Linked DNA regions of Homo sapiens: region 2 is linked to region 1. A link is an interaction called in ENCODE POLR2A ChIA-PET data of the cell type or tissue named here. Cell type or tissue: Panc1. All regions are shown on one strand. Each heading gives the region's core, and the rest is flanking DNA. Links, peaks and the distances in the headings are about the cores only.

Evidence for each region. ChIA-PET counts read pairs that join two places held together with the same protein. Peaks named below come from ENCODE experiments on the same cell type or tissue, not always from the same donor. Only the 100,000 strongest peaks of a DNase experiment are listed, where the experiment ranks them.
Region 2: POLR2A ChIA-PET joins it to region 1 with 5 read pairs; 6 of 35 experiments call an interaction of 5 or more read pairs at or near these places.

What each region holds. Positions count from the first base shown.
Region 1 is chr3:183,198,214-183,207,546 of GRCh38, reverse strand. MCF2L2 (MCF.2 cell line derived transforming sequence-like 2) reads left to right here. Exons shown (of 30, transcript NM_015078.4): 24 at 1,333-1,425; 25 at 1,593-1,671. Among named protein-coding and RNA genes, the nearest start is that of LAMP3, 40 kb to the right of the region's middle. In Panc1, for the core only: a CTCF peak has its summit at 1,435; no DNase peak of the experiment used is centred there.
Region 2 is chr3:183,260,908-183,270,240 of GRCh38, reverse strand. The region is part of intron 15 of MCF2L2 (MCF.2 cell line derived transforming sequence-like 2); the gene reads left to right. It overlaps B3GNT5 (UDP-GlcNAc:betaGal beta-1,3-N-acetylglucosaminyltransferase 5), which reads right to left. Exons shown (of 2, transcript NM_032047.5): 2 at 1-743. The coding sequence starts at 442. Among named protein-coding and RNA genes, the nearest start is that of B3GNT5, 12 kb to the right of the region's middle. RefSeq lists enhancers at 3,313-4,512, 6,435-7,139. In Panc1, for the core only: no CTCF peak of the experiment used is centred there; a DNase peak (open chromatin) is centred at 4,170; H3K4me3 peaks cover 1,700 bases; H3K27ac peaks cover 2,073 bases.

The sequences.
Region 1 (9,333 bases), core at 587-8,586:
CTTATTTTACAGATGAGGAAGCTGCAGTGTAGAGAGGTGAAGTTAACTTGCCAAATACCACACCACAGGGCTAGAATCCATAGCCGGGTCTGTCTGACTCCAGGGTCAGAGCTTATGGGCCAGGGCTGGCATAGGAGTGCCTTTGTACTAGAGAAAAAAGACTATATGGCAGCCAGTCTGGACAAACTAATTAGTAAAAGTACCCTCTTTCTTCCAGGCAAAGAGGTAAAAGAGAGTTGAAAGACTTAGTGATGAGAACATGGGCTGGATTTCATCTTAGACTTGTCCTTCTCAACGGTGTATCTTTGTGTCTAAGTGCAGGCATTGTCCTGACCTTGGGGTCTAAGGCACCCAGGCCCACACCAAGCATTGTTTTCTCACCTGTTTAGAAACTGTTTCATAGCCAGTTAGCTCTCAGGCTATGAAACACACACACCCACATACAGGAGCCACACCCATATATATTTATGCTGTTGTGATTAAAGCTGTTAATTTGTTCATAGTAGCCTTTGTTTTCTTTCTCCCCTTCCTTCCTTCCTTCCTCCCTCCCTTCCTTCCTCCCTCCCTCCCTCCCTTCCTTCCTTCCTTCCTTCCTTCCTTCCTTCCTTCCTTCCTTCCTTCCTTCCTTCCTTTCTTTCTTTCTGTCTTTCTTTCTTGTCTTTCTTTCTTTCTTTTCTTTCGACAGAGTTTTGCTCTTGTTGCCCAGGCTGGAGTGCAATGGCATGATCTTGGCTAACTGCAACCTCCACCTCCCGGGTTCAAGCAATTCTGCCTCAGCCTCCCAGGTAGCTGGGATTACAGGCACGCACCAGCATGCCCAGCTAATTTTGTATTTTTAGTAGAGACAGGGTTTCACCATGTTGGTCAGGCTGGTCTCGAACTCCTGACCTCAGGTGATCCGCCCACCTAGGCCTCCCAAAGTGCTGGAATTACAGGACTGATTACAGAGGCATGAGCCACCATACCTGGCCTTGTTATTTATGTTTCTGAATAGATCCTTATTCAGTTACTATTACGTAGAAAGTTGTAAAATACACGTTGAAGGAGAAATGATCTCTTCACTGAAAGGTTGAGGGCTGCAGCGCCTCCTGCATAAAGATACAGTAGAAAGTTAACAGTCTGTGTTACCTTCTGAAACAGATGAGACAGAAGACACTGTACCAGATTGTGTTTTATGCTGTCTTGGAGTCATTAAGAGAGGAAAGCAAAAACTTGAAAGGAAGATGAAAGAAGAGAGCTGTCAAGGATAGAAAGGATTAGAGTGATTGACAGGGACTATTTTAAAATCAGAAAACGATGGTATAGAACATTTCTCTTCCCTCTTTATAATAGCTGATGACACTTTCAATTCGCCAGCTTGGAAGGGGGAGCCATAGAAAGTTTGAGATTGCCAGTCGAAATGGACTTGAGAAATACATCCTGCAGGTAACGCTCATGCCTTCCCCATGGGTCTCCTCTACTCTTTCCTTATTGTGTTCCCATGACTTGACAAGTGTTTTCTATCTCATTAGTCTAACGGTCACTGGGAGAATAAAAACTCTGCAATTAATACTCATGGTAGTCTTATAGTGTTTTCTTATGTGTGATTGCAGGCAGCTTCAAAAGAAATCAGAGACTGTTGGTTTTCAGAAATAAGTAAATTATTGATGGAACAACAAAATAATATCAAAGGTAGGTTACCCCTGCTGACTTTCGTCTGTCGAGTTATACTGATTTCAGCTCAGTGGGGGATGTGCAAATTGGGGATATTGTGAAAGAAAATGGTTTGCTGGGAAAACAACTGTGGCCACATTTTCACAGTCCCTGGAAGCACCTATGCTTGATTTCCACTGTGGTGGAGGTGGAGGGGTTGTGTGATTGTGTGTGGTTGTGTTGGTTTGTCCCTTTTGGTTGTGTTCCCCCCACCACTTAATTGCCAAGGTCACCTTTAATCAAAAATCTGATGGCCACCCAAGAAAATGTTAACAGAGATTCAAATGGCCAATGCTACCTTTCAGACACTGTACTACTTTTTTTAAAACATCAAGATATAATTAACATGCCATCAAATTCACTGTCTAAAATATACAATTCAGTGGGTTTTAGATTATTCACAAGGCTCAATAACCATCCCCAGTCTAATTCTATTTTTTTACTTCTTACTTTTGTTTTTTGTTTTGTTTTGTTTTGAGATGGAGTTTTTGCTCTTGTCGCCCAGGCTGGAGTGCAGTGGCACCATCTGGGCTCACTGCAACCTCTGCCTCCCAGGTTCAAGTGATTCTCCTGCCTCAGCCTCCCGAATAGCTGGGACTACAGGCGCGCCAACACGCCTGGCTAATTTGTGTGTTTGTAGTAGAGACAGGGTGTCACCATGTTGGGCAGGATGGTCTTGATCTCCTGACCTTATGATCTGCCTGCCTCGGCCTCCCAAAGTGCTGGGATTACAGGTGTGAGCCACTGCGCCCAGCTGTTTTTTGTTTTAAAGTATTTAACAGCCTAATTCTAATTATACTTCCAAAATATTTTCATAACTCTCCCAACAAAAAAATTCTGTACCAATTAGCAATCATTCTCCATCTCTCACCTTTACCCAGCCCCTGGCAATCACTAATGTATTTCCTGTCTCTATTGGATGTTTTCTCTACACATCACATATATGGCCCTTTCTGTCTAGCTTCTTTCACTTTGCGTATTTTTTTAAGTTTCATTTATGTTGTAGTATCTATCAGTACTTCATACCTTTTTATGGCTGAGTAACAGTCCATTGTATGGATATACCATCTTTGTTTATCCATTCATTAGTTGATGAAGATTTGGGGTTTTTCCCCTTTTTGGATACTGTAAGTAAAGCTGCTGTAGATATTTTTGTACAGATTTTTGTATGAATCTTTATTTCCAGTTTTCTTTGGTGTATATATGTAGAATTGCCAGACCATATGGTAACTTTTGTTAACTTTCTGAGGAACTTCCAAATCATCTTTCAAAACAGTACCACCATTTCACATTCACACCAGCAATATAATAGTTGGGTTCAATTTTCTCCATTTCCTTACTAACACTTGTATTGTTCATTATAATAACATTATTATTATTATTATTATTATCATTGCCATCCTAGTGGGCATGTACTAGTATCTCATTGTGATTTTGATTTACATTTCCCTCATGGCTAGTGATGTTGAGCATCTTTTAACATGCATATTGGCCATTGGTATATCTTCTTTGTAGAAATGTCAGTTAACTCATTTGTATGTTTTTTAATTGGCTTGTCATTTTATGGTTGAATTGTAAGAGTTATTTATATATTCTGGATACTGGACTTTTATCAGATATATTATTTGCAAGTATTTTTTCCCATACTGTGCATTGTCTTTTTACTCTCTTGATAGTGTTCTTTGCAAAGAGTTTATAGTTTTAACTCTTACAGTTAAGCCTTTGACTCATTCCGAGTTAATTTTTGTATATGATGTGAATTAGGGGCCCAAGTTCCTTTTTTTACATGTGGATATCCATTGTCCTAGAACCATTGATTGAAAAGACTATTCTTTCCCCACTTTGAATGGTCTTGGCATCTTTGTTGAAGATAAATTGGCTTTAGGTATAGAATTCCTTGTTGACCCTCTTTTTCTTTAAGCACTTTGAATATGTCATCCCATTGCCTTCTCAACTCTGTGATTTCTGATAGAAATCAGCTGTTAATCTTATTGAAGAGTCCTTCTATGTGCTTGCTGCTTTCAAGATAATTTCATTGTCTTTGTTGACAGTTTGATTATGTTATCTCTAGGTGTGGATCTTGATCTCTTTGAATTTATATTTCTTGGAGTTTATAGACTTTCTTGAAGGTATAGATTAATGTTTTCATCAGATTTGGGAAATGTTCAGCCATTGCTTCTTTAAATATTATTTTAGCCCATTTATCCCTCTCTCCTTCTGAGACTGCCATTATGCGTCATTAGCGTGCTTGAAGGTATCTCACAGTCTCTGAGGCTCTATTCATTTTTCCTTCATTCCTCTTTCTTTCTCTTCCTCAGACTGGATAGATTCAATTGACCTATTTCTGAGTTCTCTAATTCTTTCTTCTGCCTGCTCAGATCTGCTATTGAGCCAGCCACTCTAGTGAATTTCTCATTCAATTATTATACTTTTGAAATCTAGAATTTCTGTTTCGTCCTTTAAAACAAATCTTTATATTTTCTATTTAATGAGGATTTGTTCTTGTGCTTTCCTTTAGTCTTTATATATGATTTCCTTTAACTTTTTGAACATGTAAAAATAGTTAAAGTATTGGTCTAGTAAAGTCAGTATCTTGGCTTCCTCAGGAACAGTTTTTTCTTTTTTCTTTTTTTTTCTTTTTTGAGACAGAGTCTTGCTCTGTAGCCCAGGCTGGAGTGCAATGGCATGATCTCAGCTCACTGCAACCTCCGCCTCCTGGGTTCAAGCAATTCTTCTGCCTCAGCCTCCCGAGTAGCTGGGATTACAGGTGCACGCCACCATGCCTGGCTAAATTTGTATTTTTCTTTTAGTAGAGATGGGGTTTCAACATGTTGGTCAGGCTGGTCTCAAACTCCTGACCTCTGGTGATCTGCCTGCCTTGGCCTCCCAAAGTGCTGGGATTACAGGCATGAGCCACTGCACCTGGCCTAGGAACAGTTTGTATTGACTGGTTTTTCTTTTTCCCTGGGTATGGACTGCATTTTCTTATTTCTTTACATGTCTCATTATTTTCTGTTAAAATTGCACATTTTAAATAACATAATGTAGCAACTCTGGAAATTGGACCTTCCCACCTCTACTGTTTGTTGGTGTTGCTGTTTATTGTTGTTTGTTATAGTGACTTTTCTAAACTAATTCTGTGAAGTCTGTATTTATGTGCAGCCATTGAAGCCTCTGTTCAGTTAGCTTAGTGATCTAAATACTAATGACATGACAGAGATTTCTTTAAACACCTGAAAGCAGTAAGTCTTCTAGTCTTTGCCAAGGGGCTCTGTGTGCACATTAGGGCACACCTTCACACTCAGCCTGGCACTTGACAGTTCTAGCCTAGCTTTCACTTTCTGTTTGTGCAGATCATCAAGATCAGCCAGAGGTAAGATCGTGGGGCCTTCGCAGATCTGTCCTGAACATGTTCACAGGAAATGTGTGCATGGTCTTCTAGAGTCTCATAAATATTTTGGAGCCTTTACAACCCTCTATGAGCATCTTATTCCTGAGCATTTCATTTTAAACCTTCTGATTAGCCCATGTTTGCCCCACTGTTAGCCAATACCTCGAGCAACCAAGAAGTTAAACAATTGCCTGTAATCATTTTCTACAAAGGCCTTTGGGGAAAAGACTTTTCACATTGGGCAAGTTCTGAGTCAGGCCTAATAAAGACAGACTTGCAGGTCAGGTATTCCTAGAAACCCGTGGACAGATCAAATAATGATAATTCTCTAAGAATGAGGCTCCATAGTTCCCCCATTCCTGTTCTGCCCCTCCCATGGCTGCCAGACTGCTGATTTTCACTATCATTGCAGGCTGTTCATTTCTAAGGCTACCACCAAGGAAGGGGAGGATAGAAATAGGGCAAGTTAAAAAGCTCATTAGTCATACTGAGACACAGCCATTTTCCTTGAATAAATGCTCTCCAGATTGCTGCAAGCCATCATTTAATTTCCAGTGTTCTCCGAAGACAAAAACCACATGATTATCTCAATAGATGCAGTAAAGGTCTTCAACAAAATTCAACAGCCCTTCATGCTAAAAACTCTCAATAAACTAGGTATTGATGGGACGTATCTCAAAATAATGAGAACTATTTATGACAAACCCACAGCCAATATCATACTGAATGGGCAAAAACTGGAAGTATTCCCTTTGAAACCTGGCAGAAGACAGGGATGCCCTCTCTCACCACTCCTACTCAACATAGTGTTGGAAGTTCTGGCCAGGGCAATCAGGCAGGAGAAAGAAATAAAGGGTATTGAATTAGGAAAAGAGAAAGTCAAATTGTCAAATTGCAGATGACATGATTGTATATTTAGAAAACCCCATCGTCTCAGCCCAAAATCTCCTTAAGCTGATAAGCAACTTCAGCAAAGTCTCAGTATACAAAATCAATGTGCAAAAATTACAAGCATTCCTATACACCAATAACAGACAAACAGAGAGCCAAATCATGAGTGAACTCCCATTCACAATTGCTTCAAAGAGAATAAAATACCTAGGAATCCAACTTACAAGGGATGTGAAGGACCTCTTCAAGGAGAACTACAAACCACTGCTCAACAAAATAAAAGAGGACACAAACCAATGGAAGAACATTCCATGCTCATGGATAGGAAGAATCAATATCGTGAAAATGGCCATACTGCCCAAGGTAATTTATAGATTCAATGCCATCCCCATCAAGCTACCAATGACTTTCTTCACAGAATTGGAAAAAAACTACTTTAAAGTTCATATGGAACCAAAAAAGAGCTTGCATTGTCAAGATAATCCTAAGCCAAAAGAACAAAGCTGGAGGCATCACGCTACCTGACTTCAAACTATACTACAAGGCTACAGTAATCAAAACAGCATGGTACTGGTACCAAAAACAGAGATATAGACCAATGGAACAGAACAGAGCCCTCAGAAATAATATCATACATCTACAACCATCTGATCTTTGACAAACCTGACAAAAACAAGAAATAGGGAAAGGATTCCCTATTTAATAAATAGTGCTGGGAAAACTGGCTAGCCATATGTAGAAAGCTGAAACTGGATCCCTTCCTTACACCTTATACAAAAATGAATTCAAGATGGATTAAAGACTTAAATGTTAGACCTAAAACCATAAAAACCCTAGAAGAAAACCTAGGCAATACCATTCAGGCCATAGGCATGGGCAAGGACTTCATGACTAAAACACCAAAAGCAATGGCAACAAAAGCCAAAATTGACAAGTGGGATCTAATTAAACTAAAGAGTTTCTGCGCAGCAAAAGAAACTACCATCAGAGTGAACAGGCAACTTACAGAATGGGAGAAAATGTTTACAATCTACCCATCTGACAAAGGGCTAATATCCAGAATCTACAAAGAACTTAAACAAATTTACAAGAAAAAAATCAACCCCATCAAAAAGTGGGCAAAAGATATGAACGGTCACTTCTCAAAAGAAGACATTTATGCAGCCAACAGACACATGAAAAAATGCTCATCATCACTGGCCATCAGAGAAATGCAAATCAAAACCACAATGAGATAACATCTCACACCAGTTAGAAAGGCAATCTTTAAAAAGTCAGGAAACAACAGGTGCTGGAGAGGATGTGGAGAAATAGGAACACTTTTACACTGTTGGTGGGACTGTAAATTAGTTCAACCATTGTGGAAGACAGTGTGGCGATTCCTCAAAGATCTAGAACTACAAATATCGTTTGACCCAGCCATCCCATTACTGGGTATATACCCAAAGGATTATAAATCATGCTGCTATAAAGATACATGCACACGTATGTTTATTGCAGCACTATTCACAATAGCAAAGACTTGGAACCAACCCAAATGTCCATCAATGATAGACTGGATTAAGAAAATGTGGCACATATACACCATGGAATACTATGCAGCCATAAAAAACAATGAGTTCATGTCCTTTGTAGGGACATGGTGAAGCTGGAAACCATCATTCTGAGCAAACTATCGCAAGGACAGAAAACCAAACACCGTGTGTTCTCACTCATAGGTGGGAACTGAACAATGAGAACACTTGGTCACAGGGTAGGGAACATCACACACCAGGGCCTGTGGTGGGGTGGGGGGAGGGGGAAGGGATAGATAGCATTAGGGGATATACATAATGCAAATGATGAGTTAATGGGTGCAGCACACCAACATGGCACATGTATACATATGTAACAAACCTGCATGTTGTGCACACGTACCCTAGAACTTAAAGTATAATAAAAAAAAAAAAAAGGAAAAAAAAATTTCGATATTCTGAAAATAAATTTTCTAACCATTTTTGGCCAGTTTTTTCCATGCTTTCACAAAGAAGAGAATTTGGGGACGGGTTTTTTCTCCACCATTTTCACTGATGTCACACACTGTACTCCTTTCAACAATTACAAATCATCTTTAAGCAGGCTTTATCCTTTCACTTTGTTTGCAGGGATATTTGGTGGGAAAATCCACAGCGAGCTTTATCAATTGAGTTCTGACCTTCCCCTCAGGTAATGTTACTAGGGTGAAGAAATGCCAGTTTCATGTGGAAAGTCTATCTTCCATCATTTATACTGGCAGTGGTTTGCATTTTGGGTAAGAAAAATCACATAAAAATGAAAAGATAACTTTTTTCTTTAGAGATAGCAGGAATGCAACTGGCTCACACTTTTTCTAGGTCTTCTATGATCATCAGCTGCTCAGGAACGTGCAAAGCTGGGTGTGCATCATAAGATAAGGGAAAAGGTAAACCAAGCAGTGTAACTGGAAAGCCACCACATCAGTTTTCTGTCACAAAAACCAAGCAACATAAGTTCTTGATTTAAACTGTAGGTAACTGCCAGGAACTAGTAACAATATTATGTCATTGATTTTACTTTGTATACAGATAAGATGGGAAAAAAACTATGGTTTACTTTTGTTTTACAACTATTAATATTATGTTAAATATATGTCATGGTAATTGAGTAGGAGTGTCCTAGAGGCTTAACACAGAATGATATGGCAACTCTAGTAGAAAAAGTCACTTGTTCCCTGCAGAAACAACATTCTAGTCACAAGCTTGTTTAGAAATCCTTACTCACTAGGTCAGTGTTTCTCAAAGGGTGGTTTAAGGACCACCTGCATTCAAATTATTTGAAGGGCTTGCTACAAATGCAGATTTCTAGGTTCCACCCCAGAACTATAGAATAGCTAGGGTTAGTCCTGGGGACATACATTTTAGCTTATTAAGGTTTCTAGGTAGAGACCTTTTACTACAATTTTTAAAACTCCTTTACTGAGGTATAATGACACGATAAACCACACATATTTAAAGTGTACAATCTGATAAGTTTTGACATCTGTATACATCTGTAAGGCATCACCACAGTAAGGATAATGAACATGCCTATCACCGCCAAAGGTTTGTTCACACTGCTTTGCATTCCCTTTCTCCTGCCCCTCCCTCACCCACCCCAGGTGACCACCAATCTCCTTTCTGTCACTATAGGTTAGTTTGCATTTTCTAGAATTTCATAAGAGATAATACACTATGTACTTTTTTTTTTGGTCTGGCTTCTCTCCTCTGCATAATTATTCTGAGATTCATCTATTTGGATTTTGTAAACAATAGTACATATTTTGGTTGTTGCTGAGTAGTATTTCATTGTTTGGCTAGACCCCG
Region 2 (9,333 bases), core at 811-8,810, 62 kb before region 1:
AAGCCAGTTTTCTTTGTAGTTCTTCTCCCTCCAGTGGATTAGGAGTTCCTAAGGCAAACAGAGTTTTGATGTTGGCATTCAGCTGAGACCGAACATAATTTTCATTGCCCCACGTCCTTCTAATTCCGGAACGTCGATCATAGTTTTCAGGAGCAGTTTTTACAAACAGTAAAAGGAGGACGTCTTGAGCTTGACACTTTTCCTTGTGGTTAATCAAGTATTGGTAGCGAGGCCCCGCTGAGGTGTGCTTAAGAGACAGGGTATCATTCACAAAGTCATAGCTATTTATGAGGTATCTGTAAGAATATGACTTCATATGGCTCACAATGTGATTATCGATTGGTTCCCAAAAAAACATGAGGCTCGCTAAAAAACAAGTAGCAAATAACTGAATAATTAACTGCCATTTTTTGACTCTTCTGCCACTAACCAACATTCTCATATCCACTCAAGTCTGTTTTTAGTTAGGATCAGTTTTAAACAGGCACGGGCTTCTTCGAGACCATAGAACTTCGTGTTTCGTAGAGTAGGTGTCCATCTTAATACATGTTGGTCATTAAAAATGGAAGTCTTCTTATTTTACAAAATAGTTTCTTTTAGTCCCATTTTTCTGAGATTGCGGAAGAATGGAACACCCTGTAGAACGAGGACACTGGCACGTCAAAATTCTTCCACACGGGCATCCTTCAGGAAGCGTGGTGGGCGGCCTCATGCGGCTCTCCCATGTGAATATTCCATGCCACCTATCACAGTCAAGAAGAGAAAAGAATCACAATCGCGTGGGTTACTAAGGTGCTGGAAAGAAACATATTCCTAATTCCTTAAAACCAAATGTAACCTGCCCTGTCTGCACAAAAGGTGATGAGGTAGTTAGTACTTAGCAGAGGCATACGGCTGTTTATTTTTTTTAAAGGAGGACAGGAAAAGGGAAAAAATTGCTTTACACTGTCTTCCCATTCAGAGTACAGAGACCTTTTTCTACTCCTACTCTTAAAAAAAAAAAAAAAAAAGCTTCCCAAACGGCTATAATCGTGTATACTTAAGTTCAAATTTCACAAACAGGTACATTCATGAATATACTGACTTGAATATGGTCAGGATGAAAGCAGATACATAGATCAAGGCAAAATCTTCAATGAAAAGAAAATTCACAGCAGTAAAAATCCATTAAGGCTTGCCCCAGACAAGGCAGGAATAAGAGTAAGACTTCTTTTTTCTTTTTTTTTAAATTAAGGTTCATAATCAAGGAGTCACAGTTTGCTCCTTGAAAGCAAACTCTCAGTAATCAAAATTACTTTGTGAGCCCCAGATTTATACAGCCACCTTCTTTCTGTACTTTTTTATTTGGAAATGCAGCAGGCGCCTCAATGTAACATGTTCTAAACTGGGAAGCAACAGAATGTAGCCAACAAGCACTGCCTTTGTAGTCAGGCAATTTGAACACCAATGCCGCCTTAGCCACTTACGGTTTCTTGTACCATATCATGCGCAGAAATTTGACAAATTGGGGTAAGACCGTTTAACTCGAAGTCTTTATGCAAATTAAATGGGAATATACATGACAAATGAAGGGAAGTAGACAGATGATTACCTAGCACACTAGGGTACTCAAGTGTCATTTCTCACCCATTCTGTTATCTTCTCCCCTAAAACCTGCTGTTCCTGTTTCTCTTTACATGTGCCTAACTGCACTTCTTTCATCTATGCCTGAAATCTGGAACCGCCCCCCCCATTTTCTCCACTTCCATTATTTAAATGTTTAATCCTGTGAATCACTTCTTCTAAATCTCTCTTCACCCCTTCATGTTATCATCACTTCTCACCCAGACTAGATGATCCCCTGGCCAGCCCACCTTCCACTTTACAGTCAGCGTGACCTTTGTAAAACTTGGATTTAACCACGAGACAAACTGAGCTCTTTTAACTCCTTCAGAGCCTCTCCATTAGTTAGTGACAAGATGAAGTCCAGCCTGGCCCACAGGACCCTTTAGGATCTGCCTCTCCAGCTGTTTGGTCCCATCATTTGACAATACCAAATTATTGGCTGAAAGCACAGTCACACTTGCCATTTCATATGCCCTGGTCTTTACACCAGCAGTCCTGTGGCCTGGCTACCTTCCTCCCTTGCTAATATGAAGTCTACAGACATCCTTCTCTGGGAAGCCTGAATTGGGATCAACCCATTCCCTGAAAGATGCTTCTCATCTCATCTGTATTGCCCCAGCACCTTCTTATACCCCATACAGAGACTTTTTAGGCACGATGTTGTGGACACCCTACACTCAGCATCCAGCTCAGTGTGTGACCCCTGGTAGGCATTCCCCAAATGTTGGTGCAAAGAACCATGCCGGGGGTGGAGCCACTGTTTACTCAAAGTGATGGTTACTGGGGAAGGATTGGAGGTCAGGACCCTAGCCAGGTGCCACCTCGGATGAGGTCCATGCCATGGCTGCTTACACCAGGTCCTCTCTTTTCCTCCACCACTGGGACGCAGCACCCTCCTTCCTCAAGAATTCTGTCCCCCGTGCTTACCACAGGTAAAACACTTCCTTGGATGGAAAGGTAGGCTCTCTTCCTCGGGGGTGGTACATTAGTTTCCTGGGCTTTGGACAGGACTGACGGGGAGAGAGCCGTGTAGGCTGAGCCACATAGCAAGCCCCAGGGCAAAGGCCCTGCTTTGTGCCCAGAGATCTGTTCTCAAGTCCCCCCGCCGGTTGACCCCTGATAGAAAACCAACTGTACACACTGAGTGCCCTGCAGAATGGGCCTAGCCTCAGCTGTGACACCTCCATCCCCACTTCAGAGCTTTCGGATCCAGCTATATTTCCCACCCCCATGATCACTCCACATCAGGGTGGAGGCAAAGGCCAGGTATGTAAAATGTCCAATGAGGACTAGAGATTAGAGCCAAGCCCCATTCAGACTTTGTCCAGAGATAATCAGTATAGGGCACACTTTATCGCCAAGGGCATTGATTTGAAAACTGCACGCACCACTTAGGAAGCCACAACCAGCATTTTTTTTTTTAAATACAGAGTGTACTGAGAGTAGTAAGAGCAAGAATCATTTTGTGAAACTTTTGGGTTTTCTGTGTGTGTGTGTTCAGGGGTGTAATGGGAAATGTGTTGCTGTGCTTTAATATCACAAAGGCTGAAGGCCGGCCATGGTGGCTCACGCCTGTAATCCTAGCGCTTTGGGAGGCCGAGGCAGGAGGATCACTTGAGGTCAGGAGTTTGAGACCAGCCTGGCAACATGGTGAAACCCCATCTCTATAAAAAATTCAAAAATTAGCCGGGTGTGGTGGTGCACACCTGTAATTCCAGCTTCTTGGGAGGCTGAGGCAGGAGAATCACTTGAATCAGGAAGGTGGAGGTTGCAATGAGCCGAGATCGTGCCACTGCACTCCAGCCTGGGTGACAGAATGAGATTCCATCTCAAAAAAAAAAAAAAGACTGAAACACTGCTCTAAGGAACAGATCAATATCAGTAATTTCCCCCTTTGGACAGGCTGGTCATTTCTGGACTGAATGCTCTAGAGGAAGGTGAGAAAGACGTCAGAAAATATCAGTTTCTGATGGTGGCATCTGCCTAAAATTTGCGAAATCACTTTCATTCAGGGGCCCACTTTCTCTCAGTTGCTCTCTCAGTCTTTCCACAGTGCTCATCCAGATAACAACCATCCTCTGAAGCCCCAAAACAAGGGCCCTCTGGCCTCCTCCACCATACATCTGGAAGGAACTGGAGGCTTAAAGCAAGGTAACAGAATTCTTGATGGCAGATTTTAAGCCAGCATACACATTTTTGAGAATTCTAGGAAAATTCTCAACTGAAAAGCATCTGCAGTTTCTACTCTAATTGACCCTGGGAAGGGAACAAAGAGGAAAGTAACCTTTGGAATCTCAGGGATCAAAGGGAAAACCAGCTGCCTATTCCTGAGCAGCTGTGCCCGGCAAGCTCCAATGCCAGCTTGCTTTGCACGTCCTACAGTTGTTTGCAAGTCTGAGCTTCTTGCTAGACTTTGTGCCCACAAGTCCAACTGCTCCCACACCCATTGTGCATCTATCTGACTCATTAAAGGTGCTAGTATCTCTCCAGTGAATCAGGCCTATTACTCACCAGGTTGGTGCATTGCTGCTGTTGCTTATATGGCTACTGTAAGCCGGCAGCTGGTTCAGAACCTTCATTTTGTCCCCACCCTCAACATGTACGTATTTATCTTATTTTCCTGTATTTTTTCAGCTGTTCCAAATTGACATCAACAAGTCAAAATGCTTTCTGAAAAATGACAAAAGACCTGTCACAAAGCCAACATCCCACGCTACTTATTTAGTTCAGCACAGCATGTGAAGCTGTAAAATGAGAATTCTCCCCCTCAGTAGTTTGAATTTTTTAGCCACCATTTACATAAATCACAACCAGATCTCACTGATAATACTGGAATGATAAGGGGAAGATTTAGGAAAGGTAAAACTCCTCAATACTTGAATGATAAGGGGAAGATTTAGGAAAAGTAAAACTCCTCATTTGTATTACACAGCTTCACTTGTATAACAAAAGAACATCTGAATTCCTCCAAATTGAACATAGTCACTAGGAGGCCTTTCCCAGCCTAAATCAAAAGCACTGCCCTCCCCCGGCCTGCGCCCGATCTAAATTGATCAATTACAAGTCAACACTGTTGCGCCCAGCTCCGGCTTTGCGGATGGAGACCACGCACATACAACTGGCGCTCACTCTTCTGGTTTCTTTCGGCGTCTTAAAGCTTCTCTAAAGCACAGCTTCCAGCTTTCCTATTCAGAGTGCAGGGGAGGGACCTAGGAAGAAGCCCACAAGCCTGCCGATCTGGTAGAAGAAAATGCTGGGCCTGGCAGGAAACAAAGCAAGCCCAATGCCGAATGCGCAGCTCAGCAACCATCCACAACAGACTGCTGTGGGTGCAGCTTCCTTTGTGTGCCTGCAGCACGGGTCAGTGGCCAATCAACAGACTAGAAACTCAAGGGTTACCCCTGTTTGGGGCCAGATTTATTGTGTAACCTTGGGCAACCCTCACCTCACTCTGATTCGGTGCTTTAATCTGCAAATCAGGGATGAATATCCATGTAATGTCACCGAGGGGCAGTAAAAATTATAAATGACTTCAGAGCCTGCTGAAAATAGGAAATAGAAAAAGCATGGGAGAGAAGAGGACAAAGAATTGCTTAGAAGAAAATATGCAGATATCTCAGATACAACCTGGGTTTGCTTCTATTTGGACTGAGAAGAAGGGACAGGTATTCTTAGTATTATCTTTTCTAATAGAGGTAGTCAGAAGAATAAAGAATAGAAGTAGGAACATCAGAAAAGAGGTGACAGATCCCAAATACTTTTCAGTCTAGGAGCCGTGCCCCTCAGTTACTCATAAGAATATTCTTTCACAAGAGAGCTCTTTAAACTTTTTGGGAAAAAACTAGTTAGAACACCCAAAGGCTACAAGTTTCCCTGCAATAATCCCTGATTGTTGTAAACCTTACCCCTGCTGTCAACTCATTTCTTTGTTGAGTCTACTTTTGTGATGCTGAGATAATATGTGAAACCTGCTATCCGTTTTGAAGTTTTAATCAAGATGGGGAGGTCCACACTTCTAAGTACAAGTTAAACAACCTCAGTCTCCAGTTGTTTCAATTAATCCTACAAGTATATGAGTATTTACTCTGCGGGTTCTTATACCAGACACAGTGGGAGATCATGAAGAAGTATTTTACAGTCTCCAATCTCAAAGCATTTACACTCTATTTGTGACAAGACTCGTAGTTCCCACATGAAAGCATAGTTCCCACAGACAACAATGGGCAAATCCTGGTAAGGTACAGTGTGTCTGCATGACACCAACCCCAGGCACAAGAGGGAAGTCTCTGGGACTAGTAGAGAAATCGGTGGGGGTTGGATTAGTCAGGATTTTAGGAGGGCCTGAGGACGACTAGGATTTAGGTGGCTGCAGGAGTAGGAACAATCTTTGTTTTAGACAAGAACTGTGTATGGCAGATAGAAGATTTGAAAGCAGAGAGGTGGGAACCTGCTTATGGAGAACCTTGAAAATCAGGTAGAGGAGTCTTAGGGGGGTACAGAAAGCAGCAGGAAGTCATAGAAATTTCTGGTTTTGTTTGTTATAGTAACTCCCTTGCTCAGTATTTATTAAGTTTGAGCAAGAGGGATTAAACTGGCTAATGGTGGTATGGGGTGAAATGCAGAATGCCTGAAGATCAGGACGCTGGTTTCTCAAGGGCTCACACTGATGCCGGATGAGGTGAGGAAGGCCTAGTCGAGGGTGGTGGAAATGGGGACGGAAGGAAGGCATAAAGAAGGCCCTTTCAAGAAAATCAAAGACCTAGCAGGACCTGATGAATGACCTGGGATGGCGAGTAAAGGAGGAAGAAGAGAAGTAAGAGCTAATTTCAAGCATTACCAACAAGGGAGGGAAAACTGGTTTCCTGAGTTAGGAGTGAAGGAGTATTTGATTTTAGACTCGCATTGAGTTCGAGGCGATGGAGAGACAAGAAGGTACAGATGTCCAGGGGGTAATAATCTAAGACGAGTTAGACAGGACTGGAGAGATCCAGGTGGGTACTCTGAGCATGAAGATGACTAATTTCATGAATGTGGATAAGCTCTCTAGGTGGAGAGACAGCAATGGGCCTGGAGGAAAAATAAACTCCGGAGAAGGAGAGAAAGGAGGAGTCAATGAAAAAAGGGCTCATTCATCAGAAAATTAAGATGGGGTTAACAAATGGGTAGAGTGGGTAAGCAGGACAAACAAGGCCCTGGTCTTGGAGCTCTAAGTGGGGAAGAGAGACATTGACCATATAGTTAGGGTTGTGCTGGGTGCTACAGGAGGGTCTAAAGATGGACCCTGCCCCACTTGGGGGCTGGTTTGAGGTTGGGGAGGGCAATTTCCAGGAAGAAAAGCAACAGTGAACTGTATTTCTGCATTTTATTCAGTAGACTTACACCACACTCAAGTCTAAGGACACCTTATGGTGTGTATACCATTTTGATCATGTGATCTCCCAACACTCAAGACACCTTATCAGCCAGGAAGTTGTTTACATGGCTTCACTGAGAACTGCATTTCTTCTGAGACCTCAAATTCCAGGATACTCACTCTATAGTACACTCACTCCTCAGCTGCAACTTCTAAATATTCATCGAGAACCTTCTGCCACCCCACCCTGCCCAGCAGTCTCCTGACCTTTCTTCCTCACACACCTCCCCCGTTTCAGATGCAGAATCATTGGACACCTTTGCCCTCCCACCCCAACAACCCCAGACCCCAGCGCCCTCCCATCTTCCTGTTCCTATGACACCTCCAGGGCTGCTGGGGAAATGGGACTTACCAGGCAGGCAGCGTCACCACAAATGGCACTATCTAGCTTTGAGCAGTTTTCAGTGCTACGTGACTGTTCCTGAACTTGTCCCGAACCTTCTCCCTTTCCCAGTCTCTTCAGCGGCCATGCTAAATCTCCCCCTCCCAGGCTCTGTCCCCCCCACCCTGAAGACTTCACCTCCTGTCTGCTTCCTAGAGAAAGGAGGAGACATCAGACACACCATCAGCTCCTCCTCCCCTTCTGGGCCGCCTCCTCATGGGCTCCCTAGTTCCCCAACACTCACCATTCCCTCTATAAAACATACTGATCGGGCCGGGACTAGGGGGAGACAAGGGAGCCACTTATTTTAGGTGCACAATTTAAGGGGGTACCAAAAACTCCGTAGTCAGTATAATATTTTGATGCAATATTTTTAAAAAATCAAAGTTACTGAAAAAAATCCACAGTGAACAAAATGTCAAAACGGTAAACCAAGACAGGCTCCAACCCTGCACTTATACAGCCCTGCCTCACCTGACTCCCCTAATCCCTGTCCTGCTGACTGGGGCCTGCTGGGGGCTGAATATTGCCAACTTCCATGGACATGTCTGCATTCTTAGTATATGTATGTATACCAACCTAAAGTATCATAAAACAAGACTAACCCTTAGTGTATATAATAAAGTATCATAAAACAAGACTAACCCTTAGTGTATATAATAAAGTATCATAAAACAAGACTAACCCTTAGTGTATATAATAAAGTATCATAAAACGATACTAATCCTTGTATTAGTATTATGATACTTTAATTTGGTATATATATATATAATATATATGCATTCCTCATTCCTTTATATCTTTTAAACTTTTATTAATAAATATTCATATATATATATATATATGAATGCCCAATTCTATTCTTTTTTTTTTTTTTTTAATGCTGGACATGAAAACCTCCTAAAACGGTTGTCTGAACCATGAATGGATTGTGTTCTACATAGCTGAAAAACACCAATCTAGAATGGAATCAAACCTCTACCATAAAATCATCCTCTCTTACTTCAATTATTGCCAAAACAAGAACAAACCCAGAAATTCTATATAAGAAGGCAGTATAATTTAATGGAAAGACTAACAGATTAGAAGAAAACTAAGAAATTTAATCATTCCATTCTAGCTCTGGTTTTTTCCTTGCGGGGGAAATAAAATACTGTAGTGAAACCTACATAGAAAACAAGACTGAACTGATAATTTTCTTCATTTAAAAAATCAATTTAATACTTGGAATATCCCCATGCATCATGAAAATATAATGATCCCTTTAAAAGTGATATGCTTAGAAAGTAGACTATATAAGGCTCCTCCGGTGAGTCACAGTTTTTAAAAAAATTTCCTTTATATCCTCATTCCTTTATATCTTTTACATTTAAACTTTTATTACTTAATAAAGTCCCACGTGGGAGAGTTTTTAGTTCCTGTCCACACATAACTAAAGGAAAGAAAGATAAAATCTTCTGTACCATCTTTATGCTGCATTTTGTTCTATATTCCAAGTATTTTTTCCTGGCTTCTTCTCGTCATCTGTTTCCTGTTAAGTATAGCTAGGACCAATCTTCAGAAGCCAAACTGCCTTGTTGAGAGAGATCAGGAATAAAAAGCCCCAGATTTACTGGAAAAGCTATAATTTGATCTTCCTAGATTTTTTCTTAATAAATTACTTACAATAATCGGTGTTAAGAAATATAACTAGTTACTATTTGGTACTAATTGCCTAGTCTGTTTGCTCAAGGAGGAAGGAGGCAATGTGAAATGTGAATTTATAACTCACATTTTAAGGTGAAACATTAGATATCTTTGCAACTGTTACATTTCCAATATAAGACCTCTAAAAAAGAAAAGAAATTCTACCTAATGGCTGTCTTCAAGTGTTTTTGTGCTGGGGCTTTAGCTATATGGAACTTTATTTCAAGCCATGGGCAACAATTAGAAG